Linked DNA regions of Homo sapiens: region 2 is linked to region 1. A link is an interaction called in ENCODE POLR2A ChIA-PET data of the cell type or tissue named here. Cell type or tissue: IMR-90. All regions are shown on one strand. Links, peaks and the distances in the headings refer to the core of each region. The heading gives the core; the rest is flanking DNA.

What was found. Peaks named below come from ENCODE experiments on the same cell type or tissue, not always from the same donor. Only the 100,000 strongest peaks of a DNase experiment are listed, where the experiment ranks them.
Region 2: POLR2A ChIA-PET joins it to region 1 with 5 read pairs; 5 of 35 experiments call an interaction of 5 or more read pairs at or near these places.

Annotation. Positions count from the first base shown.
Region 1 is chr4:54,878,479-54,890,640 of GRCh38, forward strand. No RefSeq gene overlaps it. Among named protein-coding and RNA genes, the nearest start is that of LINC02358, 39 kb to the left of the region's middle. In IMR-90, for the core only: no CTCF peak of the experiment used is centred there; no DNase peak of the experiment used is centred there.
Region 2 is chr4:54,930,537-54,942,698 of GRCh38, forward strand. No RefSeq gene overlaps it. Among named protein-coding and RNA genes, the nearest start is that of LINC02358, 91 kb to the left of the region's middle. In IMR-90, for the core only: no CTCF peak of the experiment used is centred there; no DNase peak of the experiment used is centred there; H3K27ac peaks cover 428 bases; H3K27me3 peaks cover 226 bases.

The DNA.
Region 1 (12,162 bases), core at 2,107-10,106:
GCAGTGGTGTGATCTTGGCTCACTGCAACCTCCGCCGCCTGGGTTCAAGCAATTCTCCTGCCTCAGCCTCCCGTGCAGCTGGGATTATAGGCATGCACCACCATGCCCAGTTAATTTTTGTGTTTTTAGTAGGGATGGGGTTTTTGCCATGTTGGTCAGGCTGGTTTCAAACTCCTGACCTCAAGCAATCATTCCCCCTTAGTCTCCCAAAGTGCTGGGATTACAGGCATGAGCCACTGTGCCTGGACCCTAATATTGTATTTTTAAAATAACTCCATAGTAGTGTTTCTTGGAAAATTGGTTGCAATAGAAGTTTTATAGAAAAAAAAAAAGGACATGAAAGTTTAAGGTATATCACAAAATATGTTACCTATATAAAAGGTTTTGAGATGTCCCACAGTAAAGAAACATCCCTATTTTTGTTAGATTTAATTTTTCTTAAACGTTTGACCAATGAACCTTCTTCAATGTGAAAATTATCTACATTTTACAGTATTTGTTTTCTACCAATTGCACTTCTGAAAGTACTGGTCTCTGGAGATGGTGCCTGTATCAGTCAGGGATCCAGTAGGAAACAGATGTCAACTCAAAAGGGTTTGACTGATGTGAGTCTAATGAAGGGACTATTCTGAAGGTATGGCTAGAGGTAAGAGAACCAACAAGAATCCAGGTGTTAACAGTGAGGAGAAACTGTTATCATCCATAGACCTGAAGACCCAAAGGCAGGGTATAGCATTCCTAGGGCCTGAAGAGAGATGAGATAGTGGAAGAGGAGCCTTTCATAGTAGCTGGAGCCAGTGCTGTGCCTCCTGGGAAATGTTTAACAGCCTGCTCTTCAGGAGAAAAAAAAACCTATTTGTAATACTGATTTTTATGCAGTAAATCCTCCCACTATGGACAATTTCAAGCTACCGATGTGGTCAGTGAACGTGGAGTTTGGAAGAGATGCAGAGTAGCACATCATTATGTATTTTGATCACACAGGTAGAGGTAAGGAACTTCAAAAGCATAGATAATAGTAAAATGCAGTAAAATAATTAGGAAGTCATGGGTTTTGAATATTTGTTATTTTTAATATAATCTATTTAATTGTACATATATATGTGCTTTATTTTTTAATACTGACTATGTTTAGCAACTGGCCCACAAAATTACTGGAAATTTAACAAGCCACAGCAACAGCAAACCACTGGCTGTGGCCATAGAGGGAATAACCACTATCCAAACCAGAATTCTGAGAAGGATCCTGGGAAAGAGATACCAGGCCCTCTAATCTCTAACCAAGGAGCTGAGAGAACACTGCATCCATGAGAGTATGCTTTCTGCATGAGTCAGCCCCCAGGGTGCAGGGCCAGCAGTAAAGGATAGAGAATGAATCTAGTGGGTAGAGATAAATGACAAATAACCACTGGAATTCCTAAATGTATATGTTTGAGATTCAGGGTTAGGCTAGTTGTATGAGGATTCCCCTAAAGTACCTTTAAAAGTACATAATGAGGCAAAAATCACCAGGAATCTATTTTTTTAATGCTCCTTAAGTGATTATGATATACAACAAGATTTAGAGTAAGGTCTTGCTTGAATATGGCTCTCAAGTATTAACGGTGCCACAAGTGACTGTTTTTCTTTTTATTTGAGCTTAACTGTTATCTAACTTGTCCATTTGAGAACATCTTCCTAGATTATCTCATTACTTCAGGAGGTGAGATAAATATAAGTGGTGGTTTTAGGATTCTAGGATTCAGATGGGAGTTGTACTTTAGCCAGGAGCTGGAAAGGCTAGAGCCAGGACAGAGAAGAGACACTTAGGTAATTTAGAGCACTGCCTAAGCAGCCAAGCAGAGTACAGTGGTCCTTCAGAGCTGAGGAGGCAGAGGTCAGAATTTGGGGCAATTTAAATGGGTAGAATCTGCAGAAGAGGTACCTTAGCATGGGCTATTATAACAAAATACTATCAACTGGGTGGCTCAAACAACAGAAATTTATCTCTCACAGTTCTGGAGGCTGGGAAGTCCAAGATCAAGATGCCCACTGAATCTGTCCCCCAGTGAGGGCTCTCTTCCTGGTTTGCAAATGGTCACTTTCTTGCTGTGTCCTCACATGGCATAGAGAGATGGAGAATGCTAATCTTTCTTCCTCTTCTTCTAAGGACACTAATCGCATTATGAAGCCCCCCGACCCTATGACCTCATGTAAATCTAATTACTTCCCAAAGGCCTCCACTCCAAATAACATCACAGTGGGGGTTAGGAATTGAACCTATTAATTTTAGAGGGACACAAACATTCAGCCCATAACAAGAGCACAGCAGAGAAGAAGGACCTGTGCAGAGGAAGAGCCCAGGAGTTCTCTGGTTCTGTGGATTTCATCCATGAGTTTTTGACTGAGGTCTAGTATATACAGTCAAGGGGACGACTTCCCAGAGAGTGGTTACTAAAGGATTGACAGAGGAAAAGAGATCGTAGAGATCAAGCAGTACTGGAGGATGGGAATAGTAGCTCAGCTGCAGAGAAGAGATCTTGTTTTGTTAACACCTCTCTAACAACCTGGGCATTCAGCTGAGACATCAGAAAGCACCTGGCTTGGGGTAAGTACTTTCTCTCTTAGCCTCCTCAGCAGAGTTCCAAGAGAGTATTAAGGCCTAACACCCCAAGGAATCCATTGAATATAATGAATTAACTTCTTTCCTAAGCATCTAGAACAAGGGTCAGCAAATTTAAATGGGCCAGATAGTACATTTTTTGTAGGCTTTCAGTCCAAGAGGCAAAACCTAGACTATTACATAAGCACTTAAACTGTATAACCATTTACAAATGTAAAAACTATTCTTAGCTCATGGGTCACACAAAAATAGGAGATGGGCTGGATAGGGACCAAAGGCAATAGGATGTAAAGTGAGTCTTGGTGAACAGATGGTAAATTAGTGACAGAAATATAATAGGAAAGGGTATTTGTTGACAGAAAAATATATTTAAAGGGCACAGACATGGATAAGGGCTAGGAGCGAGGGGGGTGAAACAAACAAGGACACTATGGCTGGAACAAGAGTTAGCTGCCGGAAGCGGAGGCTCAGAGGTAAGCTGGATGAACACTTATATGGGATGCCAGAGTTAATATGAAGTGGAAATAAACTTCCACATTTCTGGTTGGATTGTTGATTTCCCACTTCTTAAAGTTAACTCTCAGTTTTCCTTCTCAAAATTTTCCTCCCATCGCATATCTATTTTAGTAATGACATCATTGTCTATTCTGTTATTTATGAAGGAAAGCAGACTCCTAAATTCACTTCTCATCACTCTATAGTCAAATCAGAAAGATTCGCATTTATCCGTCTTCACTGTCACCACCCAAACCCCACATACTGCGTCTCTCTAACCCAACTACTTTGCTAACGTCCTGTTTCCATTTTGTTTCCCTTGCATCCATCCTTCACAGAGTAGCCACAATAATTATTTAAAAACATAAATTGGAGTCTGTTTCTTTCCTGTGTAGTACCCTTCAATGTTTTCTCCTTTTGCATAGAGTAAAATCCAAGCTCTGTAATTGTTCTTCACACATTCGTGTATGTTTTCAGCACATGCTTTCCTCTCCCACTAAATCTCACACGTCCCCAGTGCTGTCCTCCCTCAAGCTCTCTGGTCTTCTGGTTTTCCCAGGTACATTTGTCAATAGCATTCCCTTCTTGGGTCTTCCCCCTTCTCCTCACATAGCCAGATTCTTTTCATAGTCTTTTCCTTCAAGTTTCATCACAAAGTCACATTCTCAGAGAGACCTTCTTAATTGTCTATAGCGATTCACTGGGTTTGTTTTTTAATTTTAAAAAAAGTTCTTACTTGTTGTCAAATAAAACACAAACAACACAAACCTGCATAAAAAATATTACTTAATGAATCACTATATGGTGAACACCATCGCAACCACAAACCAGCTGAAGAAACAGACCATTGACAGCCTCCCAGAATCCTTTTCACTGGCCCCGTACCCAACACAGTCCTCTCTCATACCACTAAAGTAAATGTTATAATTGCTTCCTCACATTTATCTATAATTTCATCATTCAAGTCCTCATCCCTAAACATTATAGCCTTGTCCATCTTTTTGTTTAACTTGATATGTCTTTTAATTCTCTTTATTTACCGTTCCTTTTTTTTATTACCATTTTTAACACTTCAACAAATTAAGGAACAATTTACATATGATAAAGTTCATGAATTTCCAATGTATAGTTCTATGAGCTTTGACAAATGTATATACCTATGCAACTACCATTCCAATCAAAACACAGCCTGTCTCATCTCTCCAGAAAGTTCTGCCTTGCCCATTCCAGTCAGTTGCCTCCCCTACAGGCAACCACTGTTCTAATCTTTACTATTCTTTCTGTTTACCTCATCCTAGAAGTATGTGTAAGAGAAATCACACAGTATGTACTCTTTTGTGTCTAATATCTTTCACGCAGCATGTTTTTGAGATGCATTTCTGTTGTTTTGTGTATCAGCACTTTTTTTCTTCATATTGCTGAGTAGTCTTCCATTTATGAATATACAACAATTTGTTCATTCTTCTGTGGATAAACATTTGGGCTATTTTTAGTTTTTGACTATTGTTAATAAAGCCATTATAAACATTCATGTAAAAATGTGCATTACAATATCATTTAACACCCAGAAATGACTTAAATATCCAACAATAAGGGATTGGTTAAGCCAATCTTAATATAATAATACGAAAGTATGAAATCATTTAAAATTGTTTACTAAGAATTTTTTGAGGGATGCAAAATATTTATAATAGAAGGTTAAAGGAGAAAAGTAGAATGCAACTTCTTCTGCAATATTATTCTCAACTCCGTTAAATATGTGCTTATGCATATATGAATATATATTTTATATAAATGTGAATGAAAACTCACCAAAATATTAATGAGACTTTTCTTAAATGGTTTGATTACTGGTGACTTTAGTTTTATTGTTTATATTTCTTTGTATTTTCTCAGCTATTCCCAATCAGAATATTATTATAAGAAATTATAATATACATATTATCTATAAATATACATTTATAGATAACTATGGTAATTTTATAAGTTATAAATATTATTTAAAAATAAAATTGCTGTAAGGAAAATTTGTATTTAGCTATAATACAAAAAATAGTATACTAGCTACTTGGCTAAATGGCTAAATGACAGAGCCATTTTAACCCAAAGTTACACTGAATGAATATTTTACTTCTGGGATCCTGATGTTTCTTTGGCACCACTGTCTACAAACCCAAAACAGGATATGTAAGGAGGTTGTTAGTATTTGTGAAAACATTTACAACAGTAAAACAAACACACATAGAAACAGTGTGGATTTGTAGGGGTGAGAGCTCTCATAAACCAGCATGAAATTTCTGCATTACTAGGCACCCAGTGCCTAACACATAGCAGGTTTTCAATCAACACTTATTGAATTCATGAACAGACATGTACAAAACCTAGTGAAATAATTTGACATGATAGAAAGGCTGTATACGCACCAGTGTAATTAAGGAGATGCTGATACGAGCACAAAGTTTTGGAAGATGAGGGAGCAGGACAAAAGAAGTCTTCAGAGAGAGTAACACTTGAATGAAATCTTTAAGAATTAGTGGGAAATGCATGAGATAAACAAGAGAAGAGATGGCCTTCCAGGCAGAAGAAAAAGCATAAGGAAAGAGACGAATCTGGGGCAAGCCTATCACATTCCAGGAAATGCCAGGGCTAGAATAAAGGGTTTACCAATGCAGGCAGTTGGAGTTCAAGCTTGAAAGAGTTGGAAGGAAATAAAGAATACCAAATACCAGTTTGAAGTAAAGTGAGCTTACTACTCTATTTGATGAGTGAGTTGCACACAGGAGGGTAGCATTCAGATATCTCATAGCCCATGCAGGGCTCAATATGCCTGGCAAAGACAAGGCATAATACTCAGGTGTGAGTTCAGCCAGTTTCCCAACAGAAAGGGCTGCATATAGGGTGAAAAGAAGGAATCACATCAGATCAGGCAAAGACTATTCTGATCTCAAGTCTCTGATTGGCTCCTAGGTGGACTCTAAATTTTGCATAATTAATTGGTTCCCTTCAGATTTCATGTCACTGATGCTGGAAAGATGGATTTTAAGTGTTGTAGGATGAGTTGGGTGAAATTCAAGAGGGGTAGGGTTATTTCATGGACACCTTTGATTAAATTTGCCCGATGTTCTTAAGTAAGAGAACACAGAGACAGTGTAGCAGGACCCTGTGTGGCATGCTAAGACATTTCAACTCTTTTTCCTGGTCTATTCTCCAACTTCCTAACTGGTCTCCTTTCCTCTGGTCCCGCCCTCCTCCAATACATTTTCTGTAGCTTATGAACCACAGGTTGTTGATGTCCATTCAACAGATAATGACTGAAGACCTAGCAAAAATGGGATGCTCTGACTTCCTTGCTTAAAATTGTTCAGTGGTCCTTGTTGCATATTTACAAAGTCCAAAGTCTTTAGTGGGGCAGCCAAGGATGTCTAAGATCTGATATCAGCCTTCATTCCTGCATTGTCCTTCACCCTCATTCCCCTGACTAAGATACCTCTCAAATGCTACTGGTGCTTTGAAGTTAGACATGGCTATCAATTTCAGCTGCATCACTTACCTAGTCATGTGACTTTGGGCACATTTCTCAGCCCCTTGAAGCCTCAGCTTCTCTATCTGTAATATGGAGTCATAACACTACCTTCCTTATAGGATTGGTTTTATGATCAATGCTGATCTTGTTCATAAACTAGCCCAGTGCCTGGCACATAGAGTTCATTTTATGTCAGCTATTATAATTATACCAGGTAGGGCTCCACAGAGGACCAAAGGAGACACATAAGTGCCTGCCTGCCCCCAACTTTTCCTCAGTAAAGCTGAACAACCTGATGCCACTTCAAAACCAATAGTCTTTAAATGTTCAATATTCATTTTGAAGAGTGTTGAGCCCTGCGTGGGCTGTGAGTTAGCTGGGTGCTTCCCTCCTGTATACATCTCACTCATCAAAGCAAATACTCAGCCACTGATCAGCCCGCTCTTCTCAGAAGGTAGCTTATCATCCTCCAGCATTACTTGAACTTCTCCCTGGGAAGAAGATTGTAAACCCCTCTCACTCAACTCAACTACCCTCTGTCTCAGGGCTATGAGAGTTCCTTGGCAAGGGAGAGATACAGAGGAATTTACCACCAGCCTACAGCCAAGTAAGCATAATGTTCCAGCAAGGGGAGCAGGGAAAAGGGTTTCTTTTCTTATGTTTCACAGAACAGATATGCAATTACAACTTTCTTTTACCCTATTTGGAATAGAAAATAACAGATTCTTTTTAAATTTTAAAGAAATGCGTAAAACAAACAAGTATGTGTAATAGTGTGTTTACAGATTTTAAATGTTCTCCCTTATTGTAGATATGCAGGTAATATTTTAGAAAGTGTAAGCTGTCATTTGCCTGAGACTAACATACAGTGGTAATAGCCTATTAATAGTAGGGTCAGGGTTCTAAAACCCCACCTACAAATTGTTCCTGAGGATCTTCCATAAGCAGATGCCTAGGCTACTTCACAGCCCAGGCCTTCACTGTGCTGAGTCTTCTGCCTACTATTTACTTCCATGTGCCATCTATATTAGTTTCCTAGAGCTGCCATAACAAATTGCCACAAACGTTGATGGTTTAAAACAGCAGAAATGTATTATCTCGCAGTTCCAGAGGTTAAAAGTCCAATGTCAAGGTGCCAGCAGGTTTGATTCTTTCTGGGGTCTAGAGGAAGAATATGTTGCATGCCTCACTCCTAGTTTCTAGTGGTTGCTGACAATCCTTGGCATTTTTTTGATTTGTAGATGCATCACCCCAATCTCTGCCTCTGCCACCATGTGGTGTTCTCCTCATGTGTCTCTGTGTCCAAATTTCTCTCTTCTTTTATAAAGATACCAGTCATTGGGTTGGGGCCTACCCTAATCCAGTATGACTTCATCTTAACTTGATTTAATCTGAAGACTCTTTATTTCTGACTAAGGTCACATTCACAGGGGGGTTAAGAGGAATATATATTTTGAGGAGGCCTGATGTAACTCAAACCACCATCCATCTGGATAGCTTTTAAACTTCAGTTTAATGGTACCTTAGAGACGATGCACCTGATTCTGTCCTCCCAGGTAGAATTGTTCACTCCTTTTTTATGCTTTTTCTGAGCCTCTGTTCAACTTTCTGTTGCCTATATCCTATAACTCTCTTTGTCCCTGTCAAAATATTCAAGCATCAAAAAACATTCAAGTGTCAGCAACAAAAGCTTTCCTCTTCCTCTTTCTCCTGCTCCTTATCCCATTCCAGCCACCTCGAAAGGTATCTGTGTTTGTGTTGTGATCCTTCATATGCAGATCAGGATAACAGGTAGAGCTGAAAAATAGACAAAATCTAAGGTAGGTGCTAAATTGATTTACATTAGCAATGGAATTAACCACTATAGAGGAAAATAATATATTCAGAGGTCAAAGGGAGGATGAAAGTGGGATCTGAAAACCTCTTGATATTCAACACAATGTTGTATATCTTTTTGACTCACCAGTAATAGCATAGTACCTGGATCTTGGCAGGTAATCGTTGAATAAATGGTGTTAATCTTACAATCTTTGGGAGCTACTGAAATATTAGGTTGTGAGAATGAAGGCACAACAAGTTTTGTGCTTTAGAAAGATCACTGTTGCAGAACTCTGGAATTTGTAGAGCTATATCCCAAGGATCTAGAACTCAGATTTCTTTTTTTTATTATTATTATTTGAGACAGAGTCTCACTCTGTCACCCAGGCTGGAGTGCAGTGGTGCGATCTCGGCTCACTGCAACCTCCGCCTCCCAGGTTCAAGCGATTCTCCTGCCTCAGCCTCCCAAGTAGCTGGGACTACAGGTGCCCGCCACCACGCCTGGCTAATTTTTCTATTTTTAGTAGAGACGGGGTTTCGCCATACTGGCCAGGCTGGTCTCAAACTCCTGACTTTGTGATCCGCCCACCTCAGCCTCCCAAAGTGCTGGGATTACAGGCATGATGCTGGGATTCTAGGCCACCATGCCTGGCCTAGAACTCAGGTTTCTTATATCTTTCATAAATTGTGTTTGGTTTCAATGTAAATTATTTTGTCTTCTTAGAGTTCTGAATCTTTATAGAAAAACATCAGAAAAATCTAAATTCAGAGACATTCAACAAAATGCCTGACAAATACCCCTCAAAACTATCAAGGTCATCAAAAACAAGAAAAGGCAGAGAAAACTATTAGAGACTCGATGAGGCTGAGAAGACACAACTGCTAAAGTAATGTGGTATTTTGAGTAAGATCTTGGAACAGGAAAAGGACATCAGGGGAAAACTAGTGAAATCTGAATACATTGTAGAGCATAGTTAATAATAATGTGTCAATATTGGTTCCTTAGCTGTGACAAATGTCTCATAGTAAAGTAAGATTGTTAACAGTAGAGGAAACTAGATGAGGGAATACAAGAACCCTCTATCTTTGCATTCTGTAAATCTAAAACTATTATAAAATATAAATGCTTATTTTTAAAAAGTTTGAGGAAAAATGATTTTATTTACTTCCTATAAATAAAACCCCACTCTCCTGCCTTACTAAATGTTTTAAACATTCTTGAGACTTTCTTTAACATTTGAGGATCTTATCTAAAGCTCAGAGACATCATTCTATTAAGGGACACTTTACAGGATTGTGTAACTGTGATACGAAGCAGAGGCCTCTAAACTCTCGAATTTCAAAAACCAGTGAAAGTTCAGAAAAAAACTAGGAATCTATCAGAGTGTTTCATATTATTCATTGTGTCAAATAAGACTAATACTTTTTTAGAAAGACTACCATTCTATTATTGCTAACACATTATAAAAGACTGTTTTAACAACTCAAAATGAAAAGAATAAAAGTAAGAATAAAGAAAAGACCTTTTCATTGAATGTTATCATTATGAAAAACTTCCACATAGTTCTTATATGTCTTAGTTTGCTGCAGACTGGCCAAAACTATTTCCTAGGCATTGACCAGCATTTGGGAACCACTGGATAAGGGATGTGGCTGAATCTGTACTGAACCCAAGGAAGTCACTGGAAGGGCCTTCTGTTTTGCTTTGTTTTTAATAAAAATTGCTGATATCCTTGATTTAGCTCTTTTTATTGATTAAAAAAAGATCTTTTTGGAGCATTTTCTCCTTAGAACATCAAATCAGAGTTTACTGCCAGTTTTTTAATTTGCTAGTTTTTGAGGTCTTGATCAATTTGCTTACTCTCTTTAACCTCCCTTTGTCTTCCACTATAAAGTGGGGACGATAATGCTATGGTAGGCAAGTCCTAAAGTGGCCCCCAAAAGTCCTGCTTTCTGGTATTCATGTATAATCCACTCCCTGGAGTGTGGGTTGGATCCAGTGATTCACTTCTACCAAATACAATATGGTGAAAGTAATAAGATACCACTTCTAAGATTAGAGTACAAAGAGACCGTGCCTCCCAACTTAAGAGCTCGCTTCACTTTCTTGCTCACTCACTATGAGGGAAGCCAGCCACCATACTGTGAGCTGCCTTACGGAGGAACCCACGTGGGAATAAACTGAGGGAGACCTCAGCTAGGTTAAGATCTGAGGTCTTCTCACAGCTGTGTTATGAGCTTAGAAGATAATTTTCCCCCAGTCAAGCCTTTAGATGAGACCACACCAGACCAACAGCAGGACTGCAACCTTCTGAGAGACCTTGACCCAGAGGTACCTAGCTAAGCCACAACCAGATCCCTGACCCACAAAAATTGTGAGGTAATGAATATTTGTTGTTTCAAGCTGCTAAATTTGTGTAATTTGTTATATGGCAATAGATAACTAATACATATGCTTTTGCAAAAGTTTTGTGAAGAATGATAGGGAAACTGGGTTTAATTAGATTCCATATGCTAATGAACTCAAATATATGAAGAAGGGAGCACCATGGCTGGCTCATAAAATGCAGTCTACAAATGTTAGTTTCCCCTCCATTCCCCTCTCAAATGAGAACAATAATACCTGCTCTATTGTGAAAATGTTTTGAAAGCTGTAATGTACTGGGCAATTATAATACATGTAGTAATGTAAGGTATTATTGTAATAGTAAAGAAAACATTGTTACTTTAAAAGCCATTTGCAGTTTACACTAGTTGACTCGGAAGAAAGGCAAAAATTATTATGAAGAAAGCAGTTGTTTTGTTCAAGGAGGGAGGGAGACTAAGCAGGTATGATTATGAAAGAGAAGAAAATTTTAATGGGAGCTGGAATTCAAAGCAGGAGGTGACCCTGATAATGTGTCACCCCTGAGAAGTATTGGCCATCTTGGGAAGGTGTGGCCTTTTCATAACACAGGAGAGGGGTCCTCATACTATTTAATGTGTATGTGAAAAAAAAAAGCCTGTCTCTAGAAAGGTGGAGAGTCTGGAACATATGGGCAGGACATACATGGATTACACAGTGCATACAGGACTGCAGTTTAGCCCCAGAATAAAGCTTAGAATTGAGTCTGGGGACAGAATCTAAACTGCAGGCATAAAGCAAATTATTCTATTAACACTCAAGAAATGTGGTCTTTCCCAAAGCATGGAGGACAATCAGGTTTTTACTACATCCTCATTTTATTTATTATTATCAATTATTAATAGTATGAATTACAATTAATTAATTTATCTTATTAATCTCTTATTAATCAGATACAAAGGAGACGTGTTGTTTACTAATCAAGGAACTAAGTCAGCAGTAAGTTAAAATTTTCCATAACTTACATCATTTTAATAAACCTTTGTAGTTTCTTGGGTTATTTTTTTTATTTTTTTTTTAGTATACATATTTTTAAAAAACTAAGAATCTAGAAAAGTTCAGAGAATAAGACACTTATATAATCACGTTCGGTGTTTCGTTCTGAGATGTGGCTGTATGTCTCCTTTATTTAACTCTTTCACAAGCCTTAGGACAAAGTCTAAGCTGCTGGGTACAGCATTCAAGGCCTTTATGATCTGCCTCATGGGTATCTCTCCAATCTCATTTCCCACCCAATACTTACTCCTTCTACAACACACTCCAGCAACACCAAACTGCTAGAGTTCCAGAACTCACCCTGCTGTTTCAGACTTCTCTTCC
Region 2 (12,162 bases), core at 2,077-10,076, 52 kb after region 1:
GACGTTTTGAATCCTCCAGAGAGGAGACCAAGGAGGAAATGCTGGTTGGTGAACAAACGTTTGTGAGGGAAAACAAAAAGACCTTACCAGGAAGGAATAATGGACATAGGCTACTATTATGCCAAGTGTGTTACCATGAACCATGGAGTAGCTCAATAAATATTATCCGAGTTGAATTGAAAGATCTCTATCAGCCTGAACAAAGGCAAAGACAGAACTCAAATTCTATTAAGGATATGCATTTGCAAAAAAAGGATAATGAAGCAAAAGAATTCTACTCGAATGCACTTGACTTTGGATTGACTTTCCTGTCCTCAGGTATTGGGGAGGAGCTGACAAGAATGTTCCCTGAAATAAGAAGGTAAAAGATCATGGAAACTAAGAACCGGAAGTAAGAAAGATGAGGTGCCTTGAGTCCAGGGATATGAGTAACTCCAAAGACAAGAAAAATAACTCCTCATCCAGGACTTTTGACTTAAAATTATTTTGCCTCCCTATGGGTCTCTTATGGGTCCAGGCCTTCTGGTGCTTGCAAATGATGGCCCAAACCTTCTTGAGGGATATTAATCAGTCCATTTAAGTGCCAAATGGAAGCAGTTACGTTCTCACCGTAGAAACACAAATCAAGGGTCAGAAGAAATCTCAAGAAGTCTTCCAAGGCAAGGACTTTGCAATTATAATAATAAGAGAGATGATGTGGAGAAATGGGCCTTATCATACCCCACTGAGAGGAACGTAAATTGATGGAATATTTCCAGAGGACAGCTTGGCAATATGTACATCTAGAGTGTAATTGACCCAATAAAGTCTAGCACTTTATTAATAGGAAATAAGCAATTAAGGCTTTGTACAAAGTTAAAGCTAAAATGGAGTTCATCCTGCTGTTGTTTCTAATAGTGAAAAATGGAAACAATTTAAATTTTCTGTAACAGAACTGGATGAATAGTTAGTACATATATGAACTGAAACCTGTCAGCCATTAGGTTGATGTATAAGAAGAGTAGCAGGGAAGCACTATATTATTCAATCAAAAAAGTTCTAAAACTATATATCTGATATCATCCCATTTTTGTGTAATGCATGTATAGAAGGATACACACCTAAATATTGAGAATAGTTGTCTCTAGATAGAGGGATAATGTTTGAATTTCATTTTTTTCTTTATATTTATTTTTAATTTCTAAATGTGCCACAGCAAATGTATTATTTTAATTATTTTCTAAATGAGTATTTTTAAAGTATGTTCCTGTAAACATTGGCACTTAAATCCCACCAATTTCCCTATTATTTGGAGTGGGGGTGGGGAGTGTGGAGAAGGAGGATCAGCAGAGATCAAAACCATCATTTAAAATTACTACTATTGATATAGTTTTACCAACAAATGAAGCCAGAAAATAGGGTCCTAGGTCTGGGCTGGAGAAGAGGCAGCTCAAACCAACTGCTCTGAGAAGTTTCAAAGCTCCAGGCATCCCTCCAGGGACCTTTTATGGCTACTCCCTCCTCCCTCTCCTCCTGATGAGACAGCACCCAAGTGCAATTTCACATCCTTATGGTTGCAGGTGGAGCATTTGTTTCATGGGCAGTTGTCTCAATTCTAACTGACCTCTGCTGAGGTGTCCTTGGCCCCACCCTGTCACTGGATGCTGTGCACAGGTACCCATCTGGTCTTTCACGGTGCCATGCCTTTTCACCGATTCCACTTGAGAAGTTCCTGCACTCTCTAGCCTCCTCATGCTGACCCCAGCCTCTGCTCTCCCTGCCAGTCTCAAACCTTCTCCATTCTTCAACTGGGGCCTAGAGATGAACCTGGATTTTCTTCACATCTCCCGCAAGGTGGGAGAAACTGGGTTACCATCCTTGACTTTTCTCCTGACTAACCACAGTGTCCATGTTGCCCCTTGGTGCTGCTTCTAGACCACTCTCCCGTTTTCCTGATCATCAACTCTCATGCCCATCCAGTTTTAAAGTTTATGTCATTAAATATCATCACTCACTACCCCTTCTTGTCAAGTTCATGCACCAAACCTCAGGTTGCACCCTTCATTCCTTGAAGATTTTGCAGCATGCTTCACAGTCACTCTCTCCATTACTATTCCTGGTATAAGAATGTGTGGGTTCAATATTCAGGGAGATAAACTTTCCTCAGCCTTGGATTCTTAGTTTCTTGATCCTTTCTCCTCTTGTGATATGGTGCTCCAACTGCTTTATCTGTTCACTCTCATGATCACATCCTAAACCTTGTTCCCAATAACTGAAATCCTCCATCATCTCAATTTAAGTCTACTGTCACCTCCTGTCTTTCTAGCTCTTTCTCTCTAGTACTCCTCCCTCCAAACCCTTCAACTCACCAGGATCTAAAATGCTTTGATTCTATCTCATTTGTGCTATCTTTAACCTCTCTCATATTCTTACTTCCCTCCTAACCCAGCTTAAATTCCATGATCAATTATTACAATCACTTCCTTGCATAGGCACTCAAGTTCTTGCTTCTTTCTCTTATTTCATTTTGCTAACTTAACAAAACTCCAACCCTGGTTAGATCCAATCCTCTGCCTATTCTGTGCCTGCACCTTTGCAGCTGAATGTAGCTGGAGAAAGCCAAAATTATTTTGGATGGTTTCATTTAAATTCATGATTGCACTTTTATGATCCACTCTCTCCTTAAACCTACTTCTCTACATTCACTCTCATCTGATGACCTTAACTCCTATTTCACTGAGAAAACAGAAGCAACTAGAAGGAAACTTGCACCACTACACCTACCAGCCTTCTAGCATCGGTGTGCATGTACCTTCTGCTCTCCAATTGCTATGAATGAACAGTCCGTGCTCCCAGCCAAGGCCAACCCCTCCAGTTATGCACTAGATCCCATTTCCTCTCACTAACTCCAGGTCATTGCTACAGTAGTTCTCTCTTCTCTCCTGCATTATTATTTTTTCTCTCTACTGGCTTTATCCATCAGCTTATGAATATTGTTATTTCTCCTACCCAAAGTCTCCCTTGATTCCACTTCTCCCTCCAGCCACAACCTCACACTATTATTCCTTTTATCACAAAACTCCTCAAGGAGGAGGACAAAAACTTGTCTGTATTCACTGTCTCCAATCCACTCACCCCTCCAAATTCTCTAGAATGCACTCAATGAAGCTTTGCAACTCTGAAACTACTCCAGTGAAGGTCTTCAATGAACTTTCCTTTGCCACGTTCAGTTGTCAATTCTCAGCTCTCATCGTAGTTGCCATATCAGCAATATTGAGCAAGGTGACTGCTTTCTTCTTGAACCACTCCCTTCATCCAGCTGGAAGAACACTATTTTTTCCTAGATTTTCTCCTACCTCATTTGCTGCTCTGTCTTAGCTTCCTTTGCTGGTCCTTCTCTTCCTCCTAACCAAGACCTCCTTAACATTGGGGGATGCTATGGCTTAGTCCTTGAACCTGTTCTCTTTTCTATCCACACTCCCTTTCCTGGTCTTCTCATCCAATCCCATGGTTTTAAATACCATGTCTATCCTTATACTGCCCACGTTTATATCTTCATCCCTGGCTTCTCCCCTGAACTCCAGGATCATAGATCCACCTACTACTCAACATCTGTAGTTGGATGTCTAACTGGACATGTCAAAAAGCAAGTTCCTGCTCTTAAGCACCAAATTTGCTTCTCCTCGGCATTTTCCACATCAAATAATGGCAACTCTCTTCTTCTAAGTGCTCTGTACAAAATGCTTGGCATCTTCCTCAGTTTCTCTTTTTCTCTTATATTAGATATGAGATAACCTATCAAGAAATCCTGTTGGCTCTTCCTTCAAAATATATACAGACCCTGACCACTTCCTATCCTTTTGTTGCTGTTACCCTGGGACAGGCTACCATTATTTCTTGTCTGGATATTTGGACACAGGTTTGCCTTCTCCATCTAACAGTCTGTTCTTTATTTAGCAGCCAGAGTGATCCTGCTAAACGCTAGTCAACTTGGGTCATACTCTTACTGAAATCCTCCAATCACTCCTCATTTCTCCTGGAGAGTAAGCCAAATCCATTACAATGATCTCTAAAGCCCTGAATGATCAGGCTGTCCTCTTGAATACCAAATCTTTCTCTATTTTTTCATGTGGCAGTTGTAAAACATGGTCCTCAAGTTCCTTGACAGTCTTCCCATTGAGAGGCCAGTGGTCTTTGTCTCCTACCTTTGAATCTGCTCTCTGTAATTACCTGATCAATAGGTTACAGCAGTTTCCACTTTCCGCCTTTTGGGACAGTTGCTCTTTGAACCCAGCCACCATGGGTGAGGCAGTCTAGCTGCCTGGAAAGCAGCCCATGTGGAGAGGAACTGAGGCCCCTGGCTAGTAGCCCTGCAGAGCCCTCAGCTGACAGGCAGCACCTCCTTGCCAGCCACGTGAGTGATCCATCTTAGAAGTGCATGCCCCAGCCCCTCACTGATTCACCCCAGCTGATGTCACATGGAACAGAGAGAAGCCATCCCCATCAACCCCTGCTCAAATTGCAGAAATTATTAACAAAGAAGTGATTATTGTTCTAAGCAATTAAGTTTTGCAGTGGCTTATATTAGGCAGCCATAGAGAATTCCCTCACTGCAGTTCCCTCGCTCACTCCCCACTGGCCACTGTGCCCTCTTGGCTGTTCCCTGGAACACCTGCAAATGCTTTTGTCTCTGGGCCTTTGCACTTGCGGTTCCCTTCTACCTCCAATATATACACATGCAGCTGTCCCACTCACCTCCCTTAGACCATTAACCACTTATTATCTTTTCAGTAAGACCTTCCCTCCTAAACTGGCAAACCACATATGCTACCACAAGGTTTCCCCCTCTTTTACTTTATTTATTTATTTATTTTTTTGCCAGGGTAATCATCACTGTCTAACATACTGCCTGATTTATTCATTTGGATTGTTCATTGCATGTTGGGCTCACTAGAAGGTAGACTCCATGATGGCAGGAATCCTTTTCTGTTTCATTCCCCGTGGCTTCCCTTTAGTCTAGAATAGTGTCTCTCCCACATGTTCTTCAATTAATATTCGTGATTCTACTGCAGTCATGTGCAGGGGACCCTGTAAAGAGTGTTTTTGTTGTTGTTGTAGTTTTGTTTTATTTTTTTTCCTCAGCTTTCACCTTCCCTTCCAATCTATCTTCTCTCCAGGATCTGTGTCTTCTCTCCTCCTTCCCTTTCTACCTTCCTACTGGACTAAAGCAGCATCTTTACTCCAGTCTCAAACAAAGGAAGACCCTTTACAAGTTATTCCTCACCCTGGAAGGACTTTCTCCTTCCTGGTGTCAGGAACCTCTTTTGTATCATATCCTGTGTTCATTCCACATTCGTATTTATTTTGAAACTTTATGCTCAGACCTCCATGCCTCATTTTTGCTGGCAAAAAGAGTAAACACTTCAACTAGTAAAATAAATGAGCAAGACCAGAGAGAGCACAGTGCTTCGGCTACATATTGCTGTGTAAAAACCACCTCAAAACTCAGAGGCTTGAAACAACAATTATTTATTTATTTTGTTCATGAGTCTGAAATTTGAGCAGGGCTCAGGGGGGACAGATTTCCTCTGCACCACATGGCATCAGCAGGGGCAAATCAATTAGGGGCTGGGATGTCTGCTTTCAAGTGCTTTTTAGAATTTAGAGATTCCTTCTCTGTCTCAAAAAAATCTGGCTTTCAAACTTTATCAGACTTTTTCTTAAAAAAAAAAAACCTCTCATTTGAAGCTCAGAGGCGAGCTTAGCCACTTTTCTTAGACTGCATCTGCCATGTCTTTGTGAAGCAAAGAATGCCACTGACCAATGTGCAGGGAAACTGAGGGCAAGGCATTTTATGACCATTGAAAAGTGCAGTCTCTACTAAAAATACAAAAATTAACCAGGTGGCACATGCCTGTAATACCAGCCACTCAGGAGGCTGAGGCAGGAGAATTCCCTGAACCGAGAGTCAAAGGTTGCAGTAAGCTGAGACTGCACCACAGCACTCCTGCCTGGGTGACAGAGCAAGATTCTGTCTCAAAAAAATAAAAATAAAAAAATGCAATTACTCAAATAATGTATACTGATTGCATTTCATTGATTCATTAATTCATTTAATATTTTGATTATGAAAATGGGCATATAGTTACATAGCTATATACAGCTTATAGCTATGTGACTATATATGTTAGTCTCTTTGTGTTGTATATCCATTTCCTAGAACACTGCCTGACATATAAGTGCTTTAAAAAAAGTTTAGAAAATTGAATAATAATAATAATAGTTAATATGTATAATAGTTAAATGTATTATGAATTTTTGCTAGGCACTATTCTTAGCACTTTATATGAATTACCTTTTTTAAAACTTTCAACAAGCCAATGAGGTAATATTATTGTTATTATTAGTATCCCTGTTTTACAGACAAATAAACTGAGACACATTAAAAACCTGCTGGGGGCTGTGTGTGGTGGCTCACGCCTGTAATCCTAGCACTTTGGGAGGCAGAGGAGGGCAGATCACCTATGGTCAGGAGTTCAAGACCAGCCTGACCAAAATGGCGAAACCCCATCTCTACTAAAAATACAAAAATTAGCCAGGAATGGTGGCAGGCACCTATAATCCCAGCTACTCAGGAAGCTGAGGCAGGAAAATCACTTCAACCTGGGGGGGCAGAGGTTGCAGTGAGCCGAGATCGCGCCATTGCACTCCAGCCTGGACGTGCAGGGTTTTTTTGAGACTTTAGTCTCAAAAAAAAAAAAAAAAAAAAATCCTGCTGGGAAGTGGCAGGCTGGGATTCAAGCCCAGGGAGTTAGACATTGGTGTGTACTCTCTTAATCATCCTATATGCATATATGCATAGGATGATTTGGAGACTACATAGGAGAGGTATCATAACCTAGCTTTGAGGGGTCACTTCCCAAAATGGTGATTTCTGAGCTGAATCCTAAAGGACAAAAAGGAATAATAGAATGAGAGGTTGGTTCTAGAGACTGAGGAAGGGCTTTCTTGGCAGGATTTGCAAGATTGCCTGCTGAGTTCCAGGCATTAGGCTAGGGGTAGGAAATACAAAGAGGAATAAGACATGCTCCTTGACTTCTATACAGAAAACTTGGGCATATTGCCAAAACAACGTGTGGTAAGAGTGAATGTAGATGTACATAAGGTGCTGTGGAAAGATAGAGAGAGCAGGAATCAAACCAGGGTCAAAAGTTCAGTGAGGGCTTCCCAGAGGTGGTGGCATTCGAGTTAACTGTTGAAGGATGAGTTTGCCAGACAAACAAGGAGTGGGAGGGGCATTTCAGGCAGAGAGAATGACACAGGCAATAAAAGAATCAGATGGCTTCTGAGACCAAGAAAGCCTCAAATATGCTAGGAAAACCATCATATTTTTCTTTCTTTAATATTTCCAGAAAATGAGTCTGCAATGTTGCACAGCATTGTCTCACACCCCTTGAGAGTAGAAGGTTGTGTTTGATGTTCGATCTTTGTTTATCTGCCTGAGATATAGACAACCCCACACGAACCCTTGTTCTCCAGCCAAGGTACATGAGACTCACCATTCTTGTCTTTCAGGGGACATTGCTAAACTAGTTTTCCTTTCTTCACAGACTGGAGGCATTCAGTTCCCTCCTCGGCCACTTCACTCAGTAAGCGAGGAGTGCATATTGAAAGTCAGCCTGTGCATAGAATGAGGCTGGACGCTGTAAGGAATAAACAAGAATGCAGCGTATTTTCCTGCCTTCCAGAGGCTACTTACCCTCCGTCTGTAGGGCCTGCTTTTCAAACCTCAAATCACAGCGCTGTTACCCTTTTGATGCTCTCCAGTGTCCCTATATAACATAGAAGTTAAAGATCCGTGCTTTAAAATCATATGGATAAGTGATGTGACAAGCGACTTTCTAATCTTTTCGAGTATTAGTGTCCTCATCTGTGAAATGTGATAATACTATTAACATCATGAGCTATTTCTGAGGATTAAAAGAGTTAATGTATGTGTAGGAAATTAAGACAACTTTGGAAATAACTCTTAGCAAGCATGACTCAAAAATGTCATTTAAGGATAAATGAGAATTTGTTCATTTACATGACTCAAAAATCCAGGGGTATTCCAATTACAGGACAAGTTTGATCCAGAGGCTCAAATACTGTTACAAGGACTTCGGCTTTCTCCACCTCCTTTTTTGGCTTTGCTTGAGGCTCCAGGTGATATCAAGATGTCAGCCAAGAAGCCCAGACCGCATCCTACCATGTTCTAGCCCAACATTCAAATGGAAGTTCTGGGTCTGACATTCATTGGTCTGAAGATGCCCATCTCTGACCTTAATACTGTGGCCAAGGAGTGGAACATGCTGAATGGGGTAAGCCATGAAGTCATCCTTGGAGATAAGCAGGTGTCAATTCCACTCAAACAAGTTCTAAGATTGGGAATGGGAAAGTTACCCAGAGTAAAACTGGGGTACTGTTTTACCAGAAAAAAAAGGAGAAAAAAATAGCAATGTAACTATATGCAAGTTAATCTCTTCATGCCTCAATTTTTCATCTGATAATTGGGTATAATGATAGTATTTACCTGATAAAGTTGCTATGAGAATGAAAAGAGTTAGTATTTATGAAACATTTAGAACAGTGCATGTTAGTATAAGTCTAACATGAATTTTGTGTTTTTTAAGATGTTTTATGATATCATAAAACAATATGTCCACGACATCATTTAAGACACCCCTATCACCATAGCTAAAACATAATAAATACTTAATGAAAGGTCAACAGGGATTAAATTTCAGTTGTGGATACCCCAAACAAACATTAACTCAACACTCCTCTTAAAGAAGAGCCTGCCCAGTGCTGAGTAAAAAAAATGTATTATCTGCAGCAGACATTTGTTATTTGTTGCTGCCTAAAACCTCTTGAATACTCTTTCTACATTTTGATAGTTTCCATTACTTTTCAAGAGTGTCTCATGAATCCTGACTACCCCTAAATAGGATACAAAAAACACTTTATTTTTCCCACCCCTTCCCACACTGCGCTTCAGTTTCTTTCAATCCTGTTGGATCCATGAGAGACTTTCATTTGGAAATGAGTTAAGGAAATGAGGGGGGCATGGAACATGCATTGCGCTGGTGCAGGTGGTGGCAGACATCTGGTTGGTCCCAGGGTCAGTGTGAGGCATCACCCTTAACAGGTCAGTTCTCTACGGTAGTGTTAAGCATTGTTCCTAGAGCATTAGCCCAGAGATTATTCCTCTAGCTCTTCTGAAGATTCTAGGAGTGTTTAATATTCCCTTAACAACACTTCTTACATAAAGCAGGTAGAGTGATAACGTTATCTGCAAATGAGAACACTAACTGATACTGCCTAAGAATTCCCACAGCTCTGGCACTGCACAAGCTTTCATTACAGCTGTATGCATACATTTTATGTATCCCTTGCATACAGCTGTATGTATCCCTATGCCTGTGTCTCATCTTCTTATCAGACTGTTCCCCACAAAGCGAGCAAGGTGCCTTTTAAAAAACTAATGCCAATCCCAGCACTTTGGGAGGCCAGGTGTGTGGATCACCTGAGGTCAGGAGTTCGAGACCAGCCTGGCCAACATGGTGAAACCTCGTCTCTCCTAAAAATACAAAAATTAGCCAGGCATGGTGGCGGGTGCCTGTAATCCCAGCTACTAAAGAGGTACAAGCAGGAGAATTGCTTGAACCCGAGAGGTGGAGGTTGCAGTGAGCCGAGATCACACCACTGCACTCCAGCCTGGACGACAGAGTGAGACTCCATCTCGAAAAAAAAAAAACAAAAACTAATGCTGGAAAAACACCAATTCTCTGTATGACTGAATAAATGGAGACATCACTGACCTGAAAGATCATGTGGGAGAACATAAGAATCTTAAAATGTGAAAGAATTAGGAAATTATCTAGCTCTTACCAAGCACTGGGCAGATGAGAAGTTGAAGACCCGGAAAAGTTAATTTGGCTTGAAATTTTACCCTTATATTTCTAGTTGATATTAAGGATAATATTAATTATTTTTAAGATTCCCTAATTTTATTTTGTTGCTATTATTTGAAAGAATTGAACTGGCTTTGGACATCTATTATTCTTTTCATAGAGACTTTGAGCTTTATGACATTTATTGCAAAGAGCTTCAGCCAGCGATAACATCAAACAGGAACATACTCTGTATTTGTTTTGTAGTGGCTGTACCCCGCTGCTGGCTCAGAGGAAGGTGCAGCCTTCAGAGCGTGGATTCTGGAGCCAGAATGGCTGAATTTGAATTCTGACCCTGGAACTTTCTAGCAATGTAACTATATGCAAGTTATTCTCTTCATACCTCAATTTTCCATCTGATAATTGGGTATAATGATAGTATTTACCTCATAAAGTTGCTGTGAGAATGAAAAGAGTTAATATTTATGAAACATTTAGAACGGTGCATGTTAGTATAAGTCTAACATGAATTTTGTGTTTTTTTAAGATATTAAGCTTGCAGTTAACCAAACTCTCGCATGTCTTTCAAGTATGTGGCTGCCAATTTATTCTCTCCCAATCTCAAGTTGTGCCATTGATTTCATTTTTAGAGCCCAAAGGTAAGACTTTGAGTATCCCTTTGGTGGTGCTGGCTCAGCATCACTTTCATTTTCCTTCACTCTCTGCACCCCACCCACCTACCCACCCACCCATTTCCTGGTGCAGGTGCTAACAAGAGAGTTGGAAACAGAAGGGAAAGAAGTCTGCTGCAAACTAAGCGTGCAGTGTGCAGTCATTGAGATTTGACTGCATCTTAACATTGGCACTCAACCAAATTTAAGTGGCTCTAAGTACTTTTAAATTAGGCATATAGTTAAAATTTGACAAGCACATAAACTTAATAGCTGATTTCCAGGCAAAATTACTACCAAAACTGATTTTAACTGCCAGTAAAATAAGCCCAGGGGGTTGTTATTCAAGGTAGCCCAGTAAAATGAAATAAGGATCAGGACAATGGGAACAGTTGTGAAGATGACAAAACTGTCATGTCTACAGGTGGAACTAAGTGTCTGCCCTGTTAATGGATATAGACACAATTCAGGGAAGCAAGCCATCCAAATGCATCACTTGAATCCTGTTTGGTTGTTCTGACGTAGAAGAAGAAAAGAAAGAGAATCAATTGAGGAAATGTAAGATGCAGAACTACAAAAATAAACTTGCCGTCCCTGACATCTGTGTTTATAAATGCACTATATTAAACAGCAGAGATTTTCCCCATCGTTAGCCAACACCAAGATGGCGTCTTGCAGGCTTTGTTTTTTCTTCACCCCTAATCGTAAGGGCTTTCTTTACTCTCTCTTTGCTTCCAGCTTTTGTCTTATTCTCCCCATAAAGAGTTGGCAGAGCATGGCTGGGCAATTTCAGAAACATGGTTTATAAGTGACTTGCTCTATTATTTTGCTATTAAAAGTGAGTCTGTGCTAACTATTCTTTGATGAAGAAGCAGTCCCTTCCAGCCCCCAGGTGGAGATTTTCCCTATCAATAACGCCAGAACAAGTTTGAATCAAAGAAATGACACATACAGTGGCCAGATGTTTGGAGAATAAGAAAGGGAGCTAAGTTCACACAATTGTTCTGCCTTCTTGCTTTCCGCTGAGGTTCTTTCCTGTGAGCTGTAGGACTCATTAACAGACAGCTCTGCTCTGGGCATGCACACCGACAGCCTCAGCCTAGCCCTTCAGCGAGAGGCTGCTAACAGGCGGCCTTCCTTTTCCTGTGCAGCTGGTGTTTGCAGAAGGACATGATTTGAAAGTTGATTTATTTACCCTGTCTTTGAAAAAAAATGAATGGACATAGATGTCTGTTTGTTAAAACAATTAATAAACTCTAATAATATGATTAGAATTTAACAGAAAAACATCGTTGGCTTGCAGGTGGAAATCCAAGGTCTTCAACTTTTAGGATGTTCATCATGTAGCTGTCTCACTCAGAACAAGATAAGATGACGTGTTTGGTCTTTAAAAACAAAACAGTCAGGAGATCGAGACCATCCCGGCTAAAACGGTGAAACCCCGTCTCTACTAAAAATACAAAAAATTAGCCGGGCGTAGTGGCGGGCGCCTGTAGTCCCAGCTACTTGGGAGGCTGAGGCAGGAGAATGGCGTGAACCCGGGAGGCGGAGCTTGCAGTGAGCCGAGATCCCGCCACTGC